2 separate regions of the Homo sapiens genome follow, and region 1 is linked to region 2. Evidence: chromatin loops called from intact Hi-C (ENCODE). Cell type or tissue: OCI-LY7. All regions are shown on one strand.

What was found. A loop is a pair of places that touch in the nucleus more often than their neighbours do. Peaks named below come from ENCODE experiments on the same cell type or tissue, not always from the same donor. Only the 100,000 strongest peaks of a DNase experiment are listed, where the experiment ranks them.
Region 1: a loop joins it to region 2, with 4 times the contacts of the local background. A loop is called at or near these places in 1 of 110 quality-filtered maps.

The regions. Positions count from the first base shown.
Region 1 is chr2:40,176,762-40,180,761 of GRCh38, reverse strand. SLC8A1 (solute carrier family 8 member A1) reads left to right here. Exons shown (of 11, transcript NM_021097.5): 3 at 2,269-2,375. All of the region lies in intron 3 of SLC8A1-AS1 (SLC8A1 antisense RNA 1), which reads right to left. Among named protein-coding and RNA genes, the nearest start is that of SLC8A1-AS1, 260 kb to the right of the region's middle. In OCI-LY7, CTCF peaks have their summits at 2,125 and 2,326; DNase peaks (open chromatin) are centred at 1,581 and 2,371; H3K4me3 peaks cover 963 bases; H3K27ac peaks cover 2,439 bases.
Region 2 is chr2:39,918,754-39,922,753 of GRCh38, reverse strand. All of the region lies in intron 1 of SLC8A1-AS1 (SLC8A1 antisense RNA 1), which reads right to left. Among named protein-coding and RNA genes, the nearest start is that of SLC8A1-AS1, 3.1 kb to the right of the region's middle. RefSeq lists an enhancer at 1,594-2,253. In OCI-LY7, CTCF peaks have their summits at 716 (motif pointing right) and 2,329; DNase peaks (open chromatin) are centred at 773, 2,053, 2,343 and 2,723; H3K4me3 peaks cover 2,653 bases; H3K27ac peaks cover 3,721 bases.

The DNA.
Region 1 (4,000 bases), 260 kb before region 2:
AATATGTGATGAGATGCAGGGTGGGTTGCAAATACAAGATGGAGAAATATAACGTCAGATGTTTTTAAGTAATGCTAACAAGAATATTGCAACGTGACTCTCACAATGAGGGGTTTCAGTTTGATGTACCCTACAATGAAGCATCTTGATAATGGATGTTGGGCCATCAAGTGCAGAGAACAGTAGCGTGGCCCTATTATTGTCCATCAACACTTTCCTACCCTTGGTCTCACCATGCTGTTTGTTTTTGTAGAAATGTACCACTAAAGTTTAAGATTGCAAGACTGTGAGATGGAAATTAATACCCAAAATGCGTAAGTTTTGTTGACAAAGAGGACAGACATTTGGCAGTTTTGTGTAGAGCAAATTTGATCTATTTTACAACATCAAATTCAGTTCTAATTATCAAATAATCAATCATTCCTTACATCCATCCTCCTGTGCCTTCTCTAATATTTTATAATTTTTGGATATTAGGGAAAAATTAAATATTCTAGTTTAGTCACAGCAGAATAATTTTTTATACTAAAGATGCAAATTTAAAAAATAATTCTAAAAGTCAGGAAGGAGCTGTTTACAGTATACATGTAACTGGACATTATCATACTGTTGGTAGTTTTGTAAATATCTAACCACTCTTTAAAAGATGATTGTGGCTTTAGTCACTTATAGCTGTTCATCTAGTGTGTTCATATTTCAGTATTTGAGGACAGAAATGAGATAGAAAGGAGTTTCATGAGCTGCAGCTTTTTAGGAGTGAGAAATTGGAATGTGAGTATCATTCAAGAATGTTCTTTAGCTGAGGAACAGAGAGTACGTTATTGGGTTTCAGGGAACCAGAACCAATCATTTGGTCTCAGGTCTACAATGCTAAGCCAAAAAGCAAGACTTAAGCATTTGGCATTAGGCGCTGGGAAATTCAGAGAATTAAAAGCATCTTCTACCTATGACTCCTTCATATTAGGAAAGAAGACTGATATTCTTTAGTATGCATAGATCTAATGAAACTTAATGGCTCAGATAAATAAAATAAAAACAAGATCATAAGCCAATTTCCTTCCAGAAGACCTAAAAAACTCCACCAAAATTAAAGAATGGCCATGCTGTTAAAATTCCGTTGTCTACAAACACTCATTGTTTCAAAAACATTGATCAGAATTGTACTTGGCCAATGTTACTGGAAACATTTTTTCAAGACAAATCAGGGTTTAAGAGGCTTCTAATAAGTTAGTTGTAGTATATGAATTGTTTAAGCCCTTATTAATTATAAGGTAACATTAGGTTGGTTTATTTTCAGAGTCATCAAGAATGCTTATGGAAAGTTGAGATTTGCATAATATTTGCATTTGTCCTACCTGCCTGTCAGTCACTCATAGCCATAGCGCCATAAGGCAAGAACTGTTAAAGGTTGGATTACAGGAAGAATTCTAATCAAAACACCTTGGTGTATCGGTGATGTTTGAAAGTAGTGTAAATGGCATGTTTCATAGAAAGTTAAAACTCAACTTTGGAAGAATGAAAATAACTACAACATCATGACTCGCACCTGCTGCCACCCCACTTTCACAACAGCTGTTGTGAGGCCACAGCTTCCATCTTTAGAAAGACAAACAAAACGTGAACAACTTCCTGCTGTGGTCTAGCTGGAGAATCTGACTAACCTGAATAAGAGTTTGATTCTAAGACATTGGGTGGGGTGAAATAACTTGACTATATTTTCTTTGTGATATTTTTATTCATTTATTATTTTAATAACAATTTATGATAAAAATACTATATTTGGAACTATAATAAAGCACAGTGAAGGAAAAAAAATGACCTGTAAGCCAATTGCTCAGAGATAACTTCTATTAATATCTTGATGGGATTTTTTGACTTGTTCTAAAGGAGTGAGTTCCAGGGCATAGCTTAGACAATCCAATGGTTAAGGCATTTACTAAATTAATGTGTTTTTCTTTTCTTATTATTGTGATCTGTGTTTTTCTGCTTTTCCTCCTTATGATGATGACAAACCTATTAATACTGAATGCTATATTTTGCCTAAAATAATTCTGTGGCCCTGCTCAGGGGAGCTATGCATTGGGTGAAATCTCTGATCTTTCATACCTATCTGATACCCATTCTTGAAGAAAAAACTCACAGTACAGAAGTTTCTCGATTACTGTTTGTCTGAAAGTGCAGCTGGTTAACCTTGCTTTCCTCTTCTCTATGTTCCTTCTCTTCTCTTTCCTCTTCCCCTTGTTCGTCAATTTCTATTCTCTGTTTCAGCAAAACAATATCAGTCAAGGTAATTGATGATGAGGAGTATGAGAAAAACAAGACCTTCTTCCTTGAGATTGGAGAGCCCCGCCTGGTGGAGATGAGTGAGAAGAAAGGTGGGGGAGCTGCTCCAGGGCTGAGCCCAACAGCTTCTGCTGGCCTGTGCCACCCCTGGATGCCTGCACTCTTCAGAACATGACTTACAATGCACACATCCCTCCACCTATGTAACAGGGCACAGATCTCATGCTGAGCCACAGTAGGCAGGCCTGTAGCTACATCAGCCAGCGTTAGGTGCGCTGCACATTAACGTCTGAGAGATTAATTTTCAGGGCAGTCAATCAAGCATCCATTTCTGGGAAAGTTGCTGCAGATGCCATGCAATGCCATGCCAAAATACCCCAAAATGGGGTACCTACTGACTGCTAACTGAAGCGGGAATAATTCGTGAAAGTGATAAATTAGCAAAGAAAACTTAATGGGGGCCAGCCAAGAGTACCCAAGATGCCCTTTTACATACTTCAGGAGGCCCATGTGCTGCCAGTTCTCCCTCCATAACATCACAGTAACATTCAGCTTGGTGGACACCAAGAGCATGAGCGTGTGACTCCAACCATTTGTTTTGCCTTTGTCTTGTGTTCCCACAGGAAGATCATTACCATTAGAATATTTGACCGTGAGGAATATGAGAAAGAGTGCAGTTTCTCCCTTGTGCTTGAGGAACCAAAATGGATAAGAAGAGGAATGAAAGGTGTGAGAGTAAACAAAGACATACCAGCGAGAAATTGTACTCTTCTCTCTCCGTGTCTCCCTACTCTCACACTTAACTCTCTCCTCTTCCTCGGCTTCCAAGTACTATACTTCATTGCCTTTGAAGCTTTAGCAATTTCATTTCCCTTCCCTAATTCACAAGTGCAACAGGCAACGCCCACTTTCTTCAGGAAATGCCAACTAACCTTGATTGCAACCAGATTTAATAACACTGAAAGGGATTTCTGTAATTCAGAAATGATTACATAAAAGAATGTGTTTAGTTTTTCACTACTCACGGTTTATTCTAAAATGTCACTCCAATTATTAAATCTTCCCTAAAATTTTAGTGATAAAGACGACTTAATACCTCATCAATCATACCTCAATAAAGCTGGAAAAAAGAAACTGCTTAATACCTATTAGTATTAGTAGATGACCCTAATGGCAACTAACAGGAAACTTCAGAATTCAAATAATTAGGCTTCTTTGGAGAACACAGTTTAAAAATATTTAATAAGAACAAAGATCCTTAAAGAGTAGTATTTTCAATATTCTAGTGCTCATTTTAGCATATTTTTATATCATCAAATACAACATTTAAAAGGCACCATATCTATGAAACCAAAGCCTACCTAGCTTTATGCTCCAAAATCTCTTGATAATTACAGAATTAGTAAATTATTAACACATATAAAAAAAAGAAAAAATAAAAGTAGTGTCCTTTATAACTAGATTATGCCGATTTTGCTGATTATTAATATATGGCATATATTTCATAGGAAAGACAGCAATCTTGTATCAGCTTTACAGAGGATTTTTTATTCTGAATTGTTCATAGGGCTTCATATAATTATCCTCTAATGGTGGCCATTTTAAAAGGAATTCTGGTGATTTACTTATTGTGTAAAATGAGCAGACCACATATTAATAGCTCTTATTAGTTGCATACAAACAATTGGTGAGAGCAGTATGATATAATGAGATGGGC
Region 2 (4,000 bases):
AAAATGTAAGCAGGAAAGTTCTACAGAAGAATGTCATGACACTGAGCTGGGCTTGCTGTCCGTTCTCAGAATACATTATCCCTCTTTTCAGAATTTAATTCAGGTTCGTGGGAAGTGGTAGAAACCATAGAGTCCTATGTTGAATGAAGAACAAGGAAGATGTATACAATAGATGCCAATCCAAACATATAAGGGGGTACCATATTAGTTTTGCACAGTAAGTGTTAAAGAACAAAAAAAAAACTAAAATATAGCTTATTCTCACACACCCTTGACCCACTCTTCCCCTACCCCCAAACACAAGCAAAATTTGATTATGTTAAGATGGAGCCTTAAAAAGCTCCCAGGTGATACCAATAATCAGCTAGGGGAGCACTTCTCTCAGGGATCTTTTAAGTCCCTTCTAGGACTTCAGTAAGTAGAAGATATGGTCTGTGCCCTCCAGAAGCTTGAAATATAATTAGAAAGTTAAAACAGAACAGGGTAATAGAAGAAGGCCCTAAGATAAGTATTGCAGAATTTTCAGAATGTGAAGAAGTAGGAAAGATGGAAGAAGCCATTCTGGAAAAAGACAGGAGAAGAGCATGAGGGGGCAGGGTATGTGGGGGTGCAATGAGTGGACAAGCAGCAGGCCCGGCAAACATGCAAAAAAGATTGGCTACCAGCAGTGCCAGCCTAGTCCTGAGCCAATAATTCTCCCTTCTGGGGTGTTTTCATTCAGATTTGTCTATCTTAAAGTGTCCTGAAGGTGGAAGAAGAGAGTATCAATTAACAGTCATGTGAGGCCTGTCTTCAATTCAGCCTCTTCTATAAAGCCTTCCCAGACCAGACCAAACCAAACTTACCTCTTTCTTCCTCTGAAGTCATGTAGAGCTAAACTGAGTACTTAATCCAACTCCCTCATATTACAGAGCGTAATCCTGAGAGATTCATTTGTTTACCCAATGTCACAGAGGTAGGAGAAGAGCCAAGAGAAGTAGATCTCTGCTCTCCCACTGACAGCCCAATGTTCCCTGCATTATTTCACCTTTTCTTCTTGTGGAAAGTGCATGTCAGTTCTTAATATCTCAACCCATGATTTTAAATTTTCATCATCATCCGTAGTCTAGTACAGTGTCAAACATAAGGAGTGCCCAACAAATACTTGTGAAGTTGAAGCAATAGCCCATAACTCCACCAATTTAAGAAAAGATTAAAATTTACCAATTCAAAAAACTAAGTAAATTGCAACTTAAATCCAAGAGTCCAATACCAAGACACATCACACTTAAATTTCTGAAGTTAGAGACAAAAAAATCTTGAAAGCAGCAAGAGAAAAATAACACCTTAATTCTAGGAAAAAGGAAATGTCAATGACAGCAGATTTTTCATCAGAAACCATGGAGGCTAAAAGTAAGTGATGAAAGAAAAGAATTTAACCCAGAATTCCATACCCAGAAAAAAGATTCTTTAAGAATGAAGGGGAAAAAATCAACATACTCTCAGATGAAAACAAGTAAAGGAGTTTTGTTGTTTATACCAGCAGATATACTCTAAAATAATAGCAAAAGGAAGTTCTCTAAACAAAAAGGAAACAGAGACCCTTGGACGTTAGGAAATACAATGTAAAGGGAGGGGCTTCAAGATGGATTACTAGAGACATCTCACCTCCTCCATAAAAAACCAAAATGAGTAGATATTCACACTTTAAATGGATCATCTAAGAGAGGGCACTGGAATTTAATAGAGAAGTGACAGCAAACACCTAAAATAAGGAAGGAGAGAGGAGCCCAGAGAGGCTGCCCAGTGCAGGGAAAGGTAAGTGAAAGATCCCCAAAAGGTCCACATTCCCACCACAGACTCCTGCGATCTCAGTGACAGGAGAGCCCTTGACCTTCCAGGCCCTGAGATTAACTTAGGGAGCTCCAAGGAGACAGCACAAAGTTTTTCTCCAGAAACAAAGCTGAGGCTGGATCCCACACCTGCCCCAGACCTAAGGAGCTTAAGCAGAATACTATTTTGAGAGCCCAACCCCCACCCACCTGCATCCTGCCCCGGGGCTCAACAGCCCTTGCATCTCCACATCTTTGGGGCCCCCTGACATCCTCCACCCGCAGCCTTACTAGCTGCTGCCATCAGGCCTGAAGCATGAGCCACAGGCAGCAATCCATCACTCCTGGCAGTGGGGCTGACACACATTTGCACACACCCTGAGGACAGATTCTTACCTACAGCCACCACCGTTGCTGGCTGCTGCCACTGGGCTGAAAAGCAAGCCGTGGGCAACAACCCTGCCAGCCCCAGCAATGGTGCTGCTGTGCGTTTACATATGAACTGAGGACAAGCTCCCACACCCACAGCCCCACCTGTGGCCAAAACACAAGCTCCTCAACTGCCTGCCTACAGCTGCTGCCACTGACAGCAACCTCACTTTCCCATCAGCAGGGCTGCAGCCACTTGCATGCACACTGGGACAGGCTTCCCCATCCACCACTGCCACTATCACCTGAGCACTACACTGGGGGGTTGGCGATCACCCAGCTCTGCCCGCCACAGCCCTTGCCCATATGCGCCACTGGGAGCCCCAAAGACAGACCCATCCAGCCTGGCTCCATGCCCCCTAGTGCTCAAGCATGCTGTTCAGTGGACTGGGGATTGCCCCACCCCATCCACTACTGTTGGCACCTGAGTACTCTTAACAAGGGCCTAAGGATAGACCCACCCAGCCTGCGGCTATCATCACAGCTGGAACCCACCTGTATGCACCACCTGTGGGCCTGGGGACTGGCCCACCCAGCACATCACAGCCCCCACCAACACCAGTACAGACAGCTGGGGAGGCAGAGGGTTTTCCTGCCACTACTACTGCCATCACTCATACCATGCCTGCTGTCCAGGGTCCCAAGGGCCCACCAGCCTGCCTGGCCCCTTGCTGCTGCTGCTGCTGTCTTCACCTGAGTAAGCCATCTGGAGGCCCAAGAATCAGCCTACCTGGAACCACTTGGTGCTGGCACGTGCACTGCCCTGTTGCCCAAGGACAGGCATGTTCCACCTACTACTGTCATCACTGCAGATGAGGACTGACACAGCTGGTGTCTTCATCCCCAGCAAATCTTCACCACAGCCTCTACTAATGACTGCACCCTAAACCACTAAGGAAATCAGACACCACTGACACTGTTTACAAGCAAAGAAATTATACAGAGACTAGACCATTGCATGCACCCAGAATCAAAGCCAAAGTGCCCTAACCAACCAACACCATAGATACATCTTCAGGAGAAGTCCTCCCAAGAAAGCAAATCCAAAAAATTAGAAGAAGCCGCTGTTACTCCAGATGCACCAGATATCAATGTGAGGACACAAAAATCATAAGAAAATATGACACCTCCAAAGAAATACAATAATTATCTAGCAACAGATTACAATGAAAAAAACTTACAAAAATCCTGGAAAAATAATTCAAGATAATTAAAGAAGCTCAATGAGATACAAGAGAACACAGGTAAATAATACAAAGAAATCAGAAAAACAGTTTAGGATATGAATGAGAAATTTACCAAAGAGATATCATAAAAAATAATCAAACAGAAATTCTGGAAATGAATAATTCAATGACCTAACAGACATTTATAGAACATTTCATCCAACAGCTGCAGAATACACATTCTTCTTACCAACACATGGAACATTCTCCAGGATAGACCATATGTTAGGCCACAAAACAAGCCTCAACAAATTTTTAAAAATGGAAGTCACATCAAGTATCTTTTCAGACCACAATGGAATAAAGCTAAAAGCAATAACAAGAGAAACTTTGGAAACTGCAAATACATGAAAATTAAACAACATGCTCCAGTATGACCACTGGATCAATGAAGAAATTGAGCAAATCAAAAAATATCTTGAAATACAGTATACCAAGACCTATGGGATATAGATGGAAGTACACAGCACTAAATGCCTACATCAAAAAAGTAGAAAGATTTCAAATATGCCATCTAACAATGCACTTCAAGGA